Linked DNA regions of Homo sapiens: region 1 is linked to region 2. Evidence: chromatin loops called from intact Hi-C (ENCODE). Cell type or tissue: stomach. All regions are shown on one strand. Links, peaks and the distances in the headings refer to the core of each region. The heading gives the core; the rest is flanking DNA.

The links. Peaks named below come from ENCODE experiments on the same cell type or tissue, not always from the same donor. Only the 100,000 strongest peaks of a DNase experiment are listed, where the experiment ranks them.
Region 1: it touches region 2 in a loop (2.6-fold over the local background); 69 of 110 quality-filtered maps call a loop at or near these places.

Annotation. Positions count from the first base shown.
Region 1 is chr16:71,620,670-71,630,298 of GRCh38, reverse strand. MARVELD3 (MARVEL domain containing 3) reads right to left here and starts at 4,115. Exons shown (of 3, transcript NM_052858.6): 1 at 3,603-4,115; 2 at 805-932. The coding sequence starts at 4,069. LOC105371334 (a long non-coding RNA gene) reads left to right here and starts at 8,918. Exons shown (of 3, transcript XR_933717.2): 1 at 8,918-9,020. RefSeq lists a silencer at 3,245-3,294. In stomach, for the core only: no CTCF peak of the experiment used is centred there; DNase peaks (open chromatin) are centred at 3,248 and 4,148; H3K4me3 peaks cover 1,842 bases; H3K27me3 peaks cover 5,534 bases.
Region 2 is chr16:71,408,577-71,418,205 of GRCh38, reverse strand. It overlaps LINC02136 (long intergenic non-protein coding RNA 2136), which reads left to right. Exons shown (of 3, transcript NR_146574.1): 2 at 3,211-3,341; 3 at 7,672-7,765. Among named protein-coding and RNA genes, the nearest start is that of LINC02136, 13 kb to the left of the region's middle. RefSeq lists enhancers at 5,520-5,609, 5,683-6,184. In stomach, for the core only: CTCF peaks have their summits at 5,137 and 5,341 (motif pointing left); a DNase peak (open chromatin) is centred at 5,295; H3K27me3 peaks cover 5,838 bases.

The sequences.
Region 1 (9,629 bases), core at 1,009-9,008, 210 kb before region 2:
AGTCTTACTCTGTCACCCAGGCTGGAGTGCAGTGACGTGATCTCTGCTCACTGCAACCTCCTCCTCCCAGGTTCAAGCAATTCTCCTCCTCACCACGTTGGCCAGGCTGGTCTCGAACCCCTGACCTCAAGTGATCCACCCACCTTGACCTCCCAGAGTGCTGGGATTACAGGCGTAAGCCACTACGCCAGCCTTTTTCCCTTTTTTTTTTTTTTTTAAACTAGAGATGGGGTATTGCTATGTTGCCCAAGTTGGTCTCAAACTCCTGGGCTCAAGTGATCCTCCCTCCTGGGCCTTCCAAAGTGCTGAGATTACAGGCATGAGCCACTGTGCCTGGCCTCAGTCAATAAAGTTTAAAAGCCATTGATCAAATGTTGGGCGTCAGATCTTCAAGGAGAACAGGTGCTGCAACTTGGCTGCCCACGCCAGGTGACTTTCCCTCTCTGTTAATTCAGCTGCCTCGCCAGAAGATCCCTCCTCTGACAGCTGGCAGCTCATAGCCAGTTCCACCTACAGGCCTCTGCACTTCCACCTGGAGTCTGAAAGCTGCAAACATGGCTGCTTGCCTTTGCAAACCCAGGGCATGTTTAAGGAGAAGCACAGGAAATCTAGCAGCACTTTTGAGACGTTCCTCCTTTTTTTTTTTTTTTTTTTTTAAGAAAACAAGAACCTCACAAGTACAGAAATGAAAATGCTAGGAACCCACAAGGGAATCTGCTTAAATTTTTGCTTCACCAGCTCAGACCATCCCTTCCAGAACCACCAGTGACAGTAAATGATCAAACAGCCTGCAAAACGGCTCACCTCTCCCAGTGCACAAGTATTTGCATTTGTGGCATTCCAGGAGTCCTTCCGCCTCTGACTGGTAATATTCCACCTCCTCTCGTCCAGGCCTGGGGGTCGAGGGCAGATATCTCTCCGAAGGGGGTTCACTATAACCAAAAAGCATACATGGTCATTAGGGGGTGTCTCATTCAATAGCGTTCAGGATTAGAACTCTTGACTCCTCGTGCTGGGCCCAAATATTAGCAGAACAGAAATAGAATTTGTCCCGGTATTTTAAACTCCAGAGAATTCTCTGGTTTAGTGGCCCCACGGGACATCCAAATACTTGGCCCAGCTCCACTAACCACGTGACAGATGCTGTGATTGGTACCGCTGATGGTTTGTCTGCCCCTGGGAGCTGTCTCACCAGGTAGCTGCGAGCTGCCTTCCTGTGAGTGCAAGTTCTCAGTTCAGCATGCACCAGGCCTCTTCAAAACCAGTTTGCATTCACATGACTCTGATGCCCAGGCAGGCATTCTCTTCCTCCCTTTGTTACTTTGGAAAGTGTTGAGTCAGCAATAACTCTCCAGGAGCATGGGAGCTGCAGACCACGGATTTTGACATCATCACATCATTTCCTCCTCTGGCAGCCCTAGCATTTTCTGTCCCTTCTCTCCTTGCTTTATGCAGCACATCCTGGGCTTTGTCCAAGATTCAACAGGGGGCTGCATTCTACTTGCCAGGCTCCCACAGTCTTTCTAGAACATCATGTCTCTCTTAGGTTTGAAATTTTTCAAACTTTTAGCATGCACAGGAGGCCCCTGTTCATCTCTCTACACTCACAACCTCATGCTCGCAGACCCAGCCATACTGAACTACCCCCTTCCCCTCAAAAGATGACTGCTTTTCCATGCCTCTGGGTTACTACAGAAGCTATTCTTCTCCTTGGGACACCTTTCCTCTTCCTCCTCAGTCTTCCTTTTTTTTTTTTTGTTTTGAGATGGAGTCTCACTCTGTCACCCAGGCTGGAGTGCAGTGTCGAGATCTCAGCTCACTGCAACCTCCGCCTCCCAGGTTCAAGCAGTCCTCCCACCTCAGCCTCCCGAGTAGCTGAGATTACAGGCGTGCGCCACCGCGCTCTGCTAATTTTTTTGTATGTTTAGTAGAGATGGGGTTTCGCAGTGTTGGCCAGGCTGGTCTCGAACTCCTTACCTCCAATGATCTGCCCGCTTCGGCCTCCCAAAGTTCTGGGATTACAGGTGTGAGCCACCGCGTCCGGCTCGGACAGTGGTTTTTAAAGAAACCTAAAAATGCAGCTCTGAATTCTCCCAGGTCCTGCAGTTGCAAGTGCAATGGGCTTTAGTCAGGGAAACAACAGCTGTTTCCCTGGGCGAAGCTTTGACTGTATCTGGGCGCACCCTTTGTTATGCTAGTTAGTTTTAGATAATGTAACATAAACTCAGGATAGGAGCTCTCCCGCTGTGTGGACATAGCAGGGAGACAGACTGGACTCAGCCTCCAAGTCCCTGGGAGAGGGGAGCCTGACTCCTCCCTAGAGGAGAGGCCAGGTGTCAAAAACCAGAAGCAGTCGTCACCTCGGACCTGTCTCCTGTTGGAGCTGGCAGGGGAGATATCCCATCTGCTCACAGTTCACCGTGTGGGGCACATTATCTGGGTATTCAATGGATGGAAAAAACACCAGGTCCCTAGGAGGCGGTGTGGGGACCAGGTCCCCTCTTGTCTTCCCTTCCCCCCCCACCCTCCCCTAGCTCACAGAGTCTTCCAGTACACCCTGAACCTTTCTCCTTACAAGGGGCCTATGGGAATTCTGTGCAAGGCAGAGATGGCAAAGTTTTTTCATTAGGAGGGTGCGGTCTCAAGCAGCCGTGGGATTCGAATGACGCTGCCTAGAGAGACCTCACTGGCAAAAGGGAAAACAAACCTGTACCCTTCAGTGGGAGAATTTTACGTAGACTTTGTTCTTTGGTTAAAAATGTAGCGTCTCCCATCTGACTTTTTTTTTTTTTTTTGAGACGGAGTCTCGCTTTGTCGCCCAGGCTGGAGTGCAGTGGTGCGATCTCGGCTCACTGCAACCTCCGCCTCCCGGGTTCAAGCGATTCTCCCTCCTCAGCCTCCCAAGTAGCTGGGATTACAGGCATCTGCCATCACGCCTGGCTAAGTTTTTGTATTTTTAGTAAAGACGGGGTTTCACCATGTTGGCCAGGCTGGTCTCGAACTCCTGGCCTCAGGTGATCCGCCCGCCTCGGCCTCCCAAAGTGTTGGGATTACAGGCATGAGCCACCGCGCCGGCCCACCTGTTTCTGAAGGCACCTATTCCTGGGAGGGGTAACACATTAAACTATTAACTCTTCATCGGGCTTCCCAAGTGGGCGGCCCGGCCACAAGGAAGGGGACTTTGGAGTCGGGAAGGGCTGGCTCTGGAACACGGGACAAGGGTCTGAACCCCAAGGCGCAGTCCTGTGACCATGCGGGCCGGGCCGGGGAGGAGCCTGGGGTGAACCCCACCCGCCTGGTCTCCTCCCACCCCTCCCTCTCGGGTCCCGGGGCCTCTCTTTCTCTTCTCCAGGTCCTCCAGCCCAGCCACTGCTCACAGGGGTGGTTTTTGCTTTGTTAGTTGGGTTCAGGCCACGAGAAGGGGGAACCCTAAAGTTTTCCTTCCCTGCCAGGTCGCCTCTGAGAGCGCAGAAGGGAGAAACGGCATTTGTTCATTTAAACGGGCTCCTAGGACGAGAACCCGGGGACGCCAGGGCCTCGCGGGCCGGCCTGGGCCACAGGTGTCCCCGGCGCGGAGGTCGCAGCGCCCCGGCCCCTCTCACCTTTCGGGTCTGCGGCGCCCGGGGTCTCCCTTCCTCTGCGGCTGCGGCGGCTCCGGGGCTTCCCAGGGCGCGGGCCCAGGAGGCGCGGCTGCGTCCCAGGTCAGTCCCCGGGCTCCGTCCCGCGTCCGGCTTTGGCGCGGTTTTTCCCAAACTCCGTGTTCACCTGCGCGAGGGCCCGCGTCCCTGTGTGTGTCCCGGCGGGGGCCTCGGTCCGGGTCTCTTTCCCTCTCTCTCTCCCTCTCCCGGTCCCGGTTCCGGTCGCGGTTCCCGTCCCTCTCCTGGTCTCTCTCCGGGTCCCGGTCCCCGTCCCTTCGCCGGTTCCCGTCGCTGCTTCGCTTCCTGCGCGGGTCCCCGGGTCGGTCCCGCGGTCGATCGTGGGTGCGGCCTTGGTCTGGGTGGGGGCGCCGTCCCGGGTCCCGCTCTCTCGGCCGGGCCCGGGGCTCGCGAGCCCCCGACGGATCTTCCATGGCCGGGTTCCGTGTCCCCGCCCGGGAGCGACCTGAGGGCAACAACCAACAAGTTTCTTGGGCAGGTGGCCAAGCCCGGGGGCGGGGCGGGCACTCACCTGTGCGCATGCGCGCTAGTCCGGGAGCTCACCTGAGAACGGGCGCCCTCAGGGGGCGGCCTGAGCGCGTCTGGGGCCCGGGCGGGAGGGGTGCCTGTGTGCTGGGTGGGGGCTGGGGTGCTGCTGCTGGAAACCCGGGCGGGGCGACCCACAGCCGCACCTTTCTGCCCCGAAGTAACCCCTTGGTGACCCCACGAGGTGGGCGGCCTAAGGGAGCCAACTGTGGCCACCTCCCCTGGCTCAACTTACACTGCAACTTGGATTTACCTTCCCAGAGGTACCCATCCTCTCACTCACTCAGCCAGACACTCATTCATTCACCCAATCACCCACTACCCGCTCATCCATTCACCCACCCATCCACCCACTCACCCACCCATCCACCCACTCACCCACCCATCCACCATCCATCCACCCATCCACCCACTCACCCACCCGTCCAACCATCCACCCATTCAACCACTCACCCATCCATACACCCGTCTATCCACCTATCCACCTACTCACCTACCCATCTAACCATCCACCCATCCATCCATCTATCCACCCACTCACCCACCCATCCACCACCCATCTACCCGCCCACTCACCTGCCCATCCGCCCACCCACCCACCCTCCATCCATCCATCCACCCATCCACCCACTCACCCACCCATCCACCCACCCATCTACCATCCGCCCACTCACCCACTCACCTGCCCATCCATCCACCCACTCACCTAACCATCCACTCTCACCCACCCATCCACCATCCATCCACCCACCCATTCACTCATCCACCCATCCACCCACCCACTCACCCACCCATCTACCAACTCACCCATCCATCCACCCATTCATCCACCCACTCACCCATCCAGCCACCCACCCACGCATCCACCCATCCACCATTCATCCACTCACCCATTCATCCATCCATCTGGCCACTAACCTACCCACACATCCACCCAGTCACCCACCTTCCACTTCTCCCTCCACCCATCCACTGTCCCTCTTTCTCCCTTCTCCTGTTTTCCTTATAACACCTATGTTGTAAGGGGCTTGCAGCCAGTTCATCTATCACAATAGTCCTGGGCTTACAAATAGCCCTGTTTTTTAAAATGGGGACTTACACAAAATTGGCAGCTTTTAATTCTGCCAAGTAAGGATATTACAAAATATATACAATTGCCATCTGGTAATTAATTCTTTCAGCAAATATGTATGAGCACCTGCTTTAGCAGGTACTGGAGATATAGTGGAAAATTTGCTTGCAGGGTGATTGCATTCTAGTGTGTCAGGAAAAGGGAAAACAGGTAGTAAACAAAGAAGACAGTGTCTAAAGTTTAATGGGAAGGGCAGGTTTCCTCATATAGACCTGGGAAGATGTCGTTTGAATTGAGTTCTGGATGACAAGAAGGCTGAGAAAATGTCCCAGAAAGAGAGAAGGTTGAGGAACGCGGGAGCTGGACAAGGAGGTCCCTGGGAGTAGAGTTGGTGGGCATGAATTGAGGCTGGAGAAGTGGACCAGGCAGATGGTGTAGACGACAGTGTGCATTTTTATTCTAAACAATGGGAGAACATTGAAGATTTTGAGGAGGAGAGTAAACCTTTCTGATTGATATTTTTGAAAGACCACTCTGGCTTCTGTGAGGAGGGTGGATGATGGAGGCCCAGAGTAGAGGGAAGAGATGAGTTACAAAGCTGCTGCTGAAGGAGTCCAGGTGAGGGTGACGGTGGCCATGGAGACAGTGACAAGTTGACAGATCCAGGTTGTAGTTTTGGGGAAGAATTTACAGTATGGATCAGATGTGGGGAAATGAGGGGAGGGGAGGAGTGACCAGGTGAATGGTGGGGTTTTTCACTGAGACGGGGGAGACTGGACAGAACCAGATTTGCGGGGAAATTAGAGAGTTCCATTTTGGACATGGTAAATTTGAGATGGCTATAATTCATCCAAGTGTAGATGTCTAGTTGCAGTTGAATATATGAGTCTGAAATATGGGGAGAGGATTGGGCTGGAGATGCTCTGTGGGAGTAGAGAAAGGAGGAAAGTAGAATGGAGAAGAGGCCTTAGGCAGAGTCCCTAGGGAATTCTAACTTTTAGAGCTAAGACTCAAGAGGATTAAGAAGTGATGAGTGAGTAGAAGGAAAAAGAAGAGGGTGGGGGTGACAAGACATCAACCTCCAACCCACAGAAGTGCTACTGTGACCCCTGAAGCCTTTCTTCCCAGAGTGGAGAGGATGGGGCCAAATTCTAGGACCTTCCACAAATCTTTATTGAGCAAAGCCCTGTTCTGAACCCGGGACAACTATGGATGCAGAGGAAGCCTGGTAAACAAGCAGACACAGGATGGTTTGTGGAACAGCATAGCCCTTCCTCTCTTCGACCTTCGCTCTTGACTTCTGCAGACCTCTTTCAGAATAAACAAACCCTCAAACCAGCTTGCCTTTTAGTTTCATTTCTCTTTGTTTTGTGTCTTTATACACAAATTATTATCATTTTGCCACATTTGTTCCATCTCTCTATATATGGATGAAAACTTTAAAAAATGAAACATGTGTGCTAAATTCCAGACACATGGCTCTTCCCCTAAATACTTCAACATATTTTTCCAAAGAATAACTTCCTCCTACACAGCCACATTACAGTGACCACAATCCAGAAATTTAGCATTGATATTATGTTATCGAATATATACTCTATAACCCAATTCCCCTATTATTCCAATAATGTCCTTTATATGTACTCCCTCCCCACTTAAAATCTGAGGATTCAATTAAGGACTATTCATGATATGTGAATAATGCATTGTCACATCATCATCATCATGTCTGTTTAGTCTCCCTTAAGTCTCCTTCAATCTGTAACAGTTTCCCAACATTTTTTTTCTCTTTCACAGCATTGACTTTTTTTTTTTTTTTTTTTTTTTTTTTTTTTTGAGACGAGTCTCGCTCTGTTGCCAGGCTGGAGTGCAGTGGCGCCATCTCAGCTCACTGCAACCTCTGCCTCCTGGGTTCAAGCTATTCTCTGCCTCAGCCTCCCGAGTAGCTGGGATTACAGGCATGCACCACTACGCCCAGCTAATTTTTGTATTTTTAGTAGAGATGGGATTTCACCATGTTGGTCAGGCTGGTCTCGGACTCTGGGCTTAAGTGATCTGCCTACCTTTGCCTCCCAAAGTGCTGGGATTATAGGCATGAACCACTGTGCCAGGCCACACAGCACTGATTTTTTAGGAGAGTTTAGTCCAGTTATTTTTTTTTTTTTCAGACTGACTCTCATTTTGAGCTTGTCTTATGGTTTCCTTATGATTATATTTATGTTCAATATTTTTGGCAGGCAGATTAAAATAGGTGATGTTGTATCCTTCTTGGTACATCCTATCAGGAGGCACAAGATGTCAGTTTGTCCCATTATTGGTGATGTCAAATTGATCACTTGGGCAAGGTGGTGTCTGCTATATTCTCCATTTTAAAAGTACTTCCACTTTTATATTTAATAACTTTGAGACAATGTGTTTCCCCACAACCTTTCTTGCCTGAATCAATTATTGCAATGATAGTTGCAAAGTCATGGTTTCTAATTCTATGAATTCTTCTAAATTTATTAATTTGTTGACATTCTCCTGTAAAGAAGAATTTTCCCTCTTATCCAGCTGATCATCCCACAGAAACAATTTGAAAACCACACCCAAAATTTGGTTCCAAAACTGAGACAGATGCCCAAAACATACCATGAAGGAATAAAAATATTTATTAGTGCCATAATGAGGCTTTCTGGGGAGAGCAGAGCAGGTTTCCAAGTAGGTCTGAAATGGTTTGAGAAAGCAGGAAGGGGTGACTGGCTTTGGGGTTTTATTGTGGTTAGAGAGTAGCACTAGGGTGAGGGTTCTTGTCAGTTTCCTGTCTGTGCCAAGGGCATACCTGGGTTTTCTTATTAGTTCACCACATGTGGGATAAAAAGGCAGGAGCAGAATGAGGCTTCAAAGCTGTTGGGAGTTAGACATAAAAAATGGAGGCAAACTATTATCTCTGTAGACTCATTTTTTCCCTAATAATGCATTGTAATCCATTAATTCTGTTTGTTTTTCTGATATTTAAAATTGCCCCAATTTGGCCAGTGGGAGTCCCTTGAAGCTGCCTTCTCTGTTCTTTTGACATCAGAAGAATTACCCTAGGCCAGGCATGGTGGCTTATGCCTGTAATCCTAGCACTTTGGGAGGCTGAGGCAGGCGGATCACGTGAGGTAAGGAGTTCGAGACCAACCTGGGCCAATATGGTGAAACCAAATCTCTACTAAAAATACAAAATTTAGCCAGGTGTGGTGGCGCGTGCCTGTGATCCCAGATACTTGGGAGGCTGAGGCAGGAGAATCACTTGAACCTGGGAGGCGGAAGTTGCAGTGAGCAGAGATTGCACCACTGCATTCCAGCCTGGGCAACAGAGTGAGACTCCATCTCAAAAAAAAAAAAAAAAAGAATTACCCTGATACACCTATCAGTTTTTGTGACTTCATTTTGTCGCTGAATTGCTGATATGGTTTGGATGTTGGTCCCCTCCAAATTTCAGGATGAAATGTGATTCCCAGTGTTGGAGGTGGGGCCTGGTGGGAGGTGATTGGATCATGAGGGCGGATCCCTCATGAATGGCTTAGCACCATTCCATTGTTGATAAGTGAGTTGTTGCTCTGTGTTCACAAGAGATCCATCTGGTCATTTAAAAGAGTGTGGTATCTCCTCCCACCCTTGCTCCCTCTCTCGACATGTTAGGTGCCTGCTCACCCTTCACCTTCCATCATGACTGGAAGCTTCCGAAGGCCCTCACAAGAAGCAGATGCTGGCAACACACTTCCTGTAGAGCCTGTAGAAACGTGAGCCAATTAAGCCTCTTTTCTTTATAAATTACCCAGCCTCAGGTATTTCCTTAAAGCAATGCAAGAACCGACTGACATAACTGCTTTGCCTCCTGGTCTAACCTACCTCTCCCCTGAAGTTCCCACTTCCCTGGATGCTCCCTCGAGTGGAGAATACTCATTCTGGAGCCCTGCATAGGTGCATTCTGCTTGCTTCCATATGCAGAGTGATTCTCTTTCCTTTGAGGCTTGTCATAGTTAGGTTATAAGTTTGGCTGGATGGGCTAGAGACTCAACATAAAAGTATCTTAAACAAGATAGTTATTTCTCTCTTGGAAATGACTGATCTGGTGGCTCTGCTCTGTGACATTGTCAGAAGTCCACACCCCTTCTAGCTTCTTTTTCTGCTACCCTTTAGATATTGCCCTCATCTACGTGGTCCAGGATGGCCAACACCATGTCTACACTACAGTCTGCAGGGAGGGAGGAAGAAAGGGGACCAGGAAGGGCTTTCCTTCTGTAAGAATGAGACCCACAAGTTGCAGATATTAATTCTTCTCAATTCTTGTTGACCAAGATGGTAACATGACCATGTATAAGTGCAAAGGAAGCTGGGAAGTGTGGCCA
Region 2 (9,629 bases), core at 473-8,472:
GAAAACATCCCCCCAGCCTCTCAGCTGAAGCCCAGGCACTAGGCTGGGTCTGCAAAAGCTGGGGGTGAGGTCTTTGGGGAAGCCTCTTAGATTGGTGAGGAGGATATGGTCCCCCTCTGCCTCAGGTTTGGATGGCCTCTGTTCTGGGGGCTCCCTTCCAACAGAGAGGGCTGTTCCTTGGCCTGAGGGGCAGCAGCTGCAGGAGAGGAGTCTGAAGTGGGGGTCTCCTGTGTCCCTAGCCTTTTTCCGGGTGAGCTGCAGCCTCCAGAGGGAAGTGGCAAAGGCTGTGGTCCCTGCAGCACCCTACTACATATAGTAGCAACAAAGATGATTAAATACTTAGGGATAAACTTAATAAGAAATGTGCAAAATCTATAAAGGGAAAATTTTACAACACTTCTGGAAAACACTAAAGCACGTGGAGTGGGAAGACATCCCTTGTTTTTGGCTATCATAACTCAACATCAAGATGCCCTTTTCCCCCCAAGTTGACTTATAAATTGAATGCCATTCCTATAAAAATACCAATAAGCTTTGTTTCATGGAGTTGATAAGCTGATACTAAAGTTTCTATGGAAAATAAACATGCTGAAATAGCCAGGGAAAAACTGACCAAAATGGGGGCCTCACCCTATGGGCTGTTAAAACAAACTATAAAGCCTCTGTAATTAGAACAGTGTGGCATTGACCACATGAACAGACAGACAGACCAATGGAATAGAATAGAAAGTACAGAACAGACCTAAGTACGAATGGGAATTTAGTATATGATAAAGGTGGCATGTGAAATCTCAGAGGCAATGATAGACTATTTATTTATTTATTTATTTATTTTTTGAGATGGAGTCTTGCTCTGTCATCCAGACTGGAGTGCAGTGGCACGATCTCAGCTCACTGAAACCTCCACCTCCTGGGCTTAAGCGATTCTTGTGCCGCATCCTCCCAAGTAGCTGGGATTACAGGTGTGCACCACCATACCTGGCTAATTTTTGTATTATTTATTTATTTATTCTGGTAGAGATGGGGTTTCCCCATGTTGGCCAGGCTGGTCTGAAACTCCTGACCTCAAGTGATTCACTCATCTTGACCTTCCAAAGTGCTGGGATTACAGACATGAGCCACTGTGCTTGGCCCAGACTTTTTAATAAATGGTACTGGGATAATGGGGTAGTCTTTTTTTTTTTAAAAAAAGATAAAATTAGATCTATTGTTCACAGCATATATAAGAATAAACTCAAATGGATCATGAATTTAAGTGTAAAAAATGAAAACATGTAAGTACTAGGGGGAAAAAGTCCGTGGGTGAATTCCTCTTAACCTCAGTGTAAGGAAAGGATTTGAAAGCATCACTCAGAATCCAGAAGCAATGAAATAAAATTCTGGCAAATTGGACATGGCAAACCAAACCAAACCAAACCAGACAAAACAAAAAACCCAAACCACAGAAACCAAAGTAACTGAAAAATTGAGAGAAAATATTTGTAACACATACCACAGACAAAGGGCTAATCTCCCTTATATATACAGAACTCTTAAAAATTGAGGGACAGAGGATGAAATACTCCACAGAAAAAAGAGAAAAGACTTGGACAATTCACACACACATTAAAATGGTCCTCAAACATATGCCAGTTACTGGGACAGTGTTGTGGGGACAAAAATAAGTAGACACAGTTCCTTCCCCCAAGGAGTTTCCAGTTCACTGGGAAAGTCACAGAAACTAACTTGAATGGGGACAGAGTATGGTTAAATTTCAAGGGGTAGGCTGGGTGCGGTGGCTCATGCCTATAATCCAAGCACTTTGGAAGCTGAACCAGGAGGATCACTTGAGCCCAGGAGTTTGAGACCAGCCTGGGCAACATGATAAGACCGCATCTCTACAAAAAATTAAAAAACTAGCCAGGTGTGGTAGTGCGTGTCTCTAGTTCCAGCTACTTGTGGGGGGGTGAGGTGGGAGGATCACTTGACCCAGGGAGGTTGAGGCTGTAGTGAGCCATGATCGTGCCACTGCACTCCAGCCTGGATGACAGAGGGAGACCCTGTCTCAAAAAATAAATAAAAACGGGTGGGGTTGGATTTCACCTGAGCCTGCTGGAGGGCAGGGAGGAGCAGTTGGTGGGGTGGAATGTCAGGGAGTGAACAATCTAAGAGGCAGGTGAAAGTGGTTCTGAGCAGAGAGGACCATTGGGGGATGAGGCAGCTGTTGGAGAGGGATGGGTCAAGGGATGGAGGGTAGCACTGTGAGCTGAAATAGGTGAATTGGGAGGGATGCTGGCTAGAGAAGAGGTAAGTCCAGCACTTACTGTGCTTGGGGCTGTGAGAGGCACCTGAGGACAGATGCCTGTCCTCCAGGATCCCACAGTCCTGGGTGGAAACCAGCAGGGCCTTGATGAACTAGACTTCCGGAGAGAATGAACTCAGTACTGTAGTGGAGGGACCAAGGGCAAGCTGCCCAAGGCTCAGACTAGAGTTGGGGCTGGTTGGGTTTCAGGTGAAGACAGATGTCCATGTGGATCTAGCCCACTGGTCTCTGGACATGTGGTTATGTTGGTCAAAGGAGAAGACCAAGGCTCAGAACAAAGACTTGAGATTTGCCCCCTCAACTGTCAGAGAAGGAGTTATGGAGGGAGATCGTGGCCTGAGGGTCATGGAGTGGCCAGGGGAGAGTCTTGGTCAGTCACACATTGGAGGCCATGAGAAAGAGTAGTTAGGAGAGGGGTGCTTGAGCCAGTAATCAGATTCAAGTCCCTGTTATGCTCATGTGCCAGCTCTGCCCTTGAGTTTTCTCATCTTTCAATTGGGGAATGGGGCCGGGTGCGGTGGCTCACACCTATAATCCCAGCATTTTGGGAGGCCAAGGCGGGTGGATCATGAGGTCAGGAGTTTGAGACCAGCCTGGCCAATGTGGTGAAACCCCATCTCTACTAAAAATACAAAAATTAGCCAGGCATGGTGGCGGGCGCCTGTAATCCTTGGGAGGCTGAGGCAGGAGAATCGCTTGAAACCAGAAGGTGGGGAGGTTGCAGTGAGCCAAGATCATGCCACTGCACTCCAGCCTGGGTAACAAGAGCAAAACTCTGTCTCAAAAAATAAATAAATAAATAAAAATTTAGAGAATGAATCAAGGCATGACTGTAGGACCAAACGAGTTCACATATGCAAAGTGTTTTAATATGGTCAAAGCATTCAATAAATGCTGCTGTTAATTAGGAGGCAAGAAGAGATTGAAGGGAAATCTCAAGGGGCTCCAGAGACTACTACGATGGTGCAAAGTCACAGAAGCCCTGGGAAAAGCAGGTAGAATGGAGTTGCCATGACATTGAGCCTCACCTAGATGCCAGGTAGGTAACACGCATTATCACAGGTGAGTCTCACTGTAATCTCACAAGGGAATTTCTATGGTCATCCCCACCCCACAGTGTAACAAGCTCAAGGTCCCAAGAGTATGACCTACGTTTCCTGTTCTGGACCTTAAGTTTTATTTATTTATTAATTATTTTACTTTTTTTGAGATGAGGTCTTGCTCTGTCACACAGCCCAAAGTGCAGTGGCACGATCCTGACTTACTGCAACCTCCGCCTTCCAGGCTCAAGCAATCTTTCTACCTCAGCCCCCCAAGTATCTGTGAGTACAGGCATGTGCCACCACACTCGGATATATATATATATATATATATATATATATTTGTGTGTGTGGAGATAGGGTTTCACTAGGTTGCCCAGGCTGGTCTCAAACCCCTGGTCTCAAGTGATCCGCCTGCCTCGGCCTCCCAAACTGTTGGGATTCCAGGCGTGAGCCACCGTGCCCAGCCTGGACCTTAAGAATGAAATCATCCTTGGGTTAAAGGCTGGTCTCCCTTAGAGATGGTTGTTTGCAGGTCACCTTCCAGGGGCTAATACTCTGGCAAATGCTGGTGACCTTGAGATGAATGAGCCTTGATCCGTGTACTCAGTGAGCTCTCAGGATGAGGGTTCCTGTAGCCTCTCTCTTCATTGCATCATCTCCAAAACCTGACAGGACTGATGCTGGAAGGTCTTTCCAAGGCCCAGACTCCTCTCCTGGCTCAAACACTTTCCATGGCTCTCTGTGGCCTCCAGCCCAGGGTCTGAATTGGTTCTACCTGGCCAAGTGCTCTGCCTGCTTTTAGGGTCTGGTCTGTGCCGCGAGCCCCTGTCCCATCCCAGCTTTATCTCCCACAACTTCCCAGCCCTTACCTATGCCCTGGTCATGTGGATCCTTTCCTGTATATCTATACCCTTCATTCATCTTGGTCTTTTGGTCTGAAATGCAGCCCCCTCCTCCACTGGCCCCTGAAACCTAACCCACCCTCCTCCTGCACTGCCTGGACTGCAGGAAACCTTTCCAGGCTACGTATCCAAACTAGTCTTTTTCTCCCTCCTCTGTTTTGCTAGATTTAGAGATGGTTCTAGTACGTGACTCAAGGTAAGAGGTTGTGTTTGACTGATACCAAGTGCGTCTGTCCAGAGTTAGATATGAGGATAGAAGTTCCTTGAGCCAGGGATGGTATCTTAGCTATCCCTGGGATCCCCACAGGACACGTGCTAACAGGGAAATTCAAAGACCCCACCAAACTCCTGCCACCATTTCCTGCCCTCTTGTGCCCAGGCCCACCTCTGGGTTGGAGGAGCAGGGTGCTGTGGGAGAAGGTGCACTGGTCCTGGAGTCAGGGCCTTCAGGTTTGTGCCATCCCACTGAATACATGGCCAATGACCTTGGGCAAAGGGACTCCTGCCTCGGGGCTTTAATCTGTGCATCCACAGACTGTACATATGGCATTGGACCAGGACCTCCCTAGTGCCTTTTTGGTAAAGAGGACCGTAAGTTTCTTAGACTTTTAATATGCAGATGAATTCTCTGGAGAATCTGTTAAATTGCAGATTCTGACTCAGTAGGTTTGGGGCAGGTCCTTATTTCTAACAAGCTCCCAGGTGACCTTGATGCTGGTGGTCCGTGAGCCACGCTTTGCATTAACAAGGGTCTAACCCAGTGATCCTCAGCCCTAGCCCGATAGAAGAATGGCCTGAAAGGTCGCTCTTTCCCTCCTCCACTGCCTTCTGCATTTTAAATTAAAGTTTCCCTTGGGAGATTGTAAAAAGATGTTAGGATGGCACCCCAGGGCCATTAACTCAGCATTTGTAGGGGTGGGAACTTGGCATCGGTAGTGTTTAAAGCTCACCAGGTGAATCCAGTGTGCAGCCAGGACTGGGAACTGATTTACCTCGTGGGTGGAGAACTTTAGCAAATGGTTTTCAGGCGAAGCTTTTTGTCTCTGCTGCCCCCTTGTGGTCATCTTGTTCACTCACAGTCAGAGCGCAAGCCCTGTTCCCAAGAGAGATGGGAATCGCAGAACAATTGGGAAAATAATGTCGCTGCCCATGGTGGACGGGCTTCCCTGAGACCCCAGCACTCACCCTGACATGGGTGGGCTCCTCCTCTGCCGTGATGCTGAAGACGATTCCTTAAACAAGGGCCTCGCTCCCAGTGTCCTGGGGGTAGCCCACATGAGTAGGAAAAACTCTGGGTGGGCCAGGAACTGGAAACAGCAGGGGGCCCTGTAGTCGGCAGCTGAGATAGAGGTTGGATAGAGCAGGTCCAGGAGAAACTTCCTAGGAGAAGGTGGGCGCTGAACCCAACCCTCAGCTCTCCTGGGCGGGAGTCAAGAGAAGTCTTAGATGCAGACGTGAGGTTTGGGTTGCTTGGCGGTCAGCCAGCAGGGGGCACTCTGGCGCCACGTAGAGTTCCCAGGTCGGGTCTCCTAGTCTTCGTCGTCTTGACTGGGAACTGTCCACCCCGGTGCAGGATGCCCCAGGTGCAGTGGAGCAGCTCAGAGCCCCAGGGCGTGACTGTCCGCAGCTGGCTGGCTTCCCTCTGTGCCAGGTGCAGGGTCAAGGATATCCCCATGCACAGAGCCTGCCGTCAGTGGTATGAGGAGTATGAAGGTTCTGATGCTGCTGCCCATTCAGAAATGCAAAATGGCCCAGTACCTTGAGCACAGGTCTAGTCCCTACTGTGCCCTGCCTGGCTGTGTGATCTTGACACATTCATCTCCCCTTTGTGGGCCTGCTTCTCCCTCATCCAATGCATCCCCCAAGCCATCCTGGGCTGTGGTGCTGCTCCCCAGACAACAGGGAGTTGGACTCATGGTTTTGGGGGGCTCACATTGCCCTTAGGGGGCCAGAGTCAAGGGAATCACCTTTTTTTTTTTTTTTTTTTTTTTTTTTTTGCCTTCTGCTGTAGGGCCTGGTTCTGGGCTGGACTTTCCCCATCCTCTTCCTGAAAGCCACCCTTGTTCAATCATGGGGACAAGATACAGTCCAGGAAAGGAGCTAGGGCCCTCCTAAGAGATGATCCCGAATAGGGCCCAGCTGTGGACAGGATGATCTCTTTTCCAGCCGGGCGCCATGGTTCATGCCTGTAATCCCAGCACTTTGGGAGGCCGAGGTGGGAGGATCACTTGAGGTCAGGAGTTCGAGATCAGCCTGGCCAACACAGTGAAACTCCTTCTCTACTAAAAATACAAAAAATTAGCTGGATGTGGTGGTGCATGCCTAGAATCCCAGCTACTTGGGAGGCTGAGGCAGGAGAATCACTTGAGCCTCTGGGAGGTGGAGGTTGCAGTGAGCCAAGATTGCGCCTGGGTGATAGAGTGAGATTCAGTCTCAAAATAAAATAAAAACGCCAAATCCCTTTTCTGTTAGTTGTCAAACACACTAGACATCAGGACACGGTGGTCCTGGCTACATGACTGCCTTGTAACAGTGAGAAATATCCAGAGATGGGATGCATGTTAGAGTTGAATGGGGTTTGTCCCGGGGAGAGAGGGGAACCAAAGGAATAGCAAGAGGGTGGGGAGCTTAGCTTTAAAATAATGTTTTGGCTGGACATGGTGGCTCATGCCTGTAATCCCAGCACTTTGGGAGGCCGAGGTCAGGAGTTTGAAACCAGCCTAGCCAACATAGTGAAACCCCATCTCTACTAAAACTACAAAAATTAGCTGGGCATGGCGGCACATGCTGTAATTCTAGCTACTTGGGAGGCTGAGGTACGAGAATCGCTTGAACCCAGGAGGCAGAGGTTGCAGTGAGCTGAGATCGTGCCACTGCATTCCAGCCTGGGCGATGGAGTGAGACTCAGTCTCAAAAAAAAAAAAAATGTTTTACTCATTTAAAAAATTGGTCTGGTGTACCTACGGCAAATGGGTGGGACTTGCTAAATCTGGTTGGCTGTTGCTTTCTGAAACACAGATTTTAGACTTGAATATATGCATTTGCAAACTCTAAGACATATGCGCCTCTGAACACAGTCTGGGTGAATGCAGTTTGATTGTCACAGGCTTCCGACAGAGTTGCAGGTGTTGTATTGCGTGGTTTTCAACAGCAATCAGACCAAAAGGGTGACTACTAGCATGTGAAAACAGAGGATAAGCTTCCTGGGCTCAAACTCCTGAGCTGGAAGTCAGTTCCAGGCCATAGTGTCCAGCCAGAGGAGGACAGCAAGATCGACTCCTGCGTGACCAGTAGCTCACCTGGTCCAAATGTAGCCTCTTACTATAAAACAAAGGCAGAGAGAGACTGAGGGAACTGGAAAGAGGTTCAATGGAGGAAAAATAAGGCAACCTCAGGGATTCACTTTTACTCTCATTTCATTAAGTTCCAGATATTGGCAGACTGCTGGCCTCCTGAGGAGCACAGGAAGGGGCCTGGCAGACTGGTGATCCTGGTTGGAGATGAAGAGGGGCTGATTAAGAGGAGCTGACTGAGGCTGGGAGGTTTCCTGCCCGGGAGTGGCGAGCCTGTCAGAGCTGCACCTGGGCCTACCTGTACCTAGGAGAGATTCAGGGTATGGTTGGCTTCCCACAAACACCTGGGGCTCGAGGAGTGCGCTGCCTCTGTTCCACACCTGATGTGATCCACATCCACGCCCATGCACCTGGCCAGGAGAGTGACTGTCACTGATGAGGCAGTGTGATAGTACCTCTGATGGTTTCTCTGAGATCAGCCTTTGCACTTCACCTGTGTGGGCCAGATGGAAAGCCAGGGTGGAGACGGAGCACCCTGGGTCAGCTGGGATCCCACCGTGCGATTCCACGGCATGGGGTGTCAGAACCTGGAGTGCCGGTGGTGGCCAGAGCAGGGGTGGGGTGGCATTCCTGTGTCTCTGCCACTCACTGGCTGTGTCACCACAGAAAAGTCATCTAAACCTCTCGGTGCCCCAGTCTTGTTCTCTGTCCATGGCAATTCGGGTAGACCTGACCCGGTTGGATGGCTCTGAGGTTTCAATGAGGTATCATACATGCAAATGGTTTTTTTGGAGCCAGGTTCTTTTTATTTAAAAAGATTTTTTAAAATGGGAATACTCGCTAAAAAGAGTACCTGACCTCAGCTGGGCACAATGGCTCACACCTGTAATCCCAGCACTTTGGGAGGCCAAGGCGGGTGGATCACGAGGTCAGGAGATGGAGACCTGTAGTCCCAGCTACTCGGGAGGCTGAAGCAGGAGAATCGCTTGAACCCAGGAGGTGAGATTGCAGTGAGCTGAGATCACGCCACCGCTCTCCAGCCTGAGTGACAGAGCGAGACAAAAAAAAAAGAAAAAGGAAAAGAACCTGACTTCAGTATCTTTGGGTGTCTGGGATTGAGGAGTGTTCCTGAATGGGCATCAGGGATTGATGAACACTTGTGTAAGAGTTAAAGAAAGAGGAAAAAAACATGAAATTTTTAAAGACAGGTTTACTTTAGATAAAACCTGGAGGGGCTTCTGGCCGATTTTGGTCAGGGGCGCTTTCTGTTACAGACTAAAAGTATATATTGGTTTTAGGGTGAGGGTCTTATCACAAGCTTGGAATGTTTTTGGGTCAGGGAGAAGTCTATAGCCGGGTCGGAATGTTTCTGGGCAGAGAGGAGGTTATCTTGGGGCTGACGTCTTTCCGGCAGGAGGGAGGTTAGTTATCTTGGGGCTGGCATCTTCCCAGCCAGAGGGGGGTTATCTTGGGGCTAGCATGTCTCTGGTTGGGGAGGAGTTTGGAATGTTTCTGGTCGGAGATGTTATTTGTAGTTTCTGGTCATGCCGACCTTAGCCATTAGGCTGATGCCTTTTGGCTTTAGGCGGTTTTTGATTAAGATGAATTTTAAAATAAGGTGCTTGTCCACAATGGCAAGGCCCCTGCTCTGTCACCTTGCCCCCCAAAATTGCAAAGCTTTGTTTCTGTGTATGCATGTATAAATATTTTTTTTTCCCTTAGGAGCAAAGGCAATAGCTTAACTAAGATGTTCAGAGGGATCATGACATAAAGACTGGATGCCTGGGGTTGGGGTCAGGGGCGTGTTTCAGGTGCCTTTATTTTATACCAGAGTTTCCCAACCTGGGGAATCTTGCCATGTGGGGCCAAATCATTCCTTGTTGTTGTGGACTGACTTGTGCATTGCAGGGTGATTAGCAGCATCTCTGGCTCTACCCACTAGATACCAGTAGCACCCTCCACCCCATCCCCACCTCGTTTCACCAATAAAAAATGTCTTCAGACATTGCTCAATGTCTTTGGGGAGGTGAGAGTGGGACAAAATTGCCCCCAACTGAGAACTGCTGCTTTGTGATGTTCCTAGTGGAGT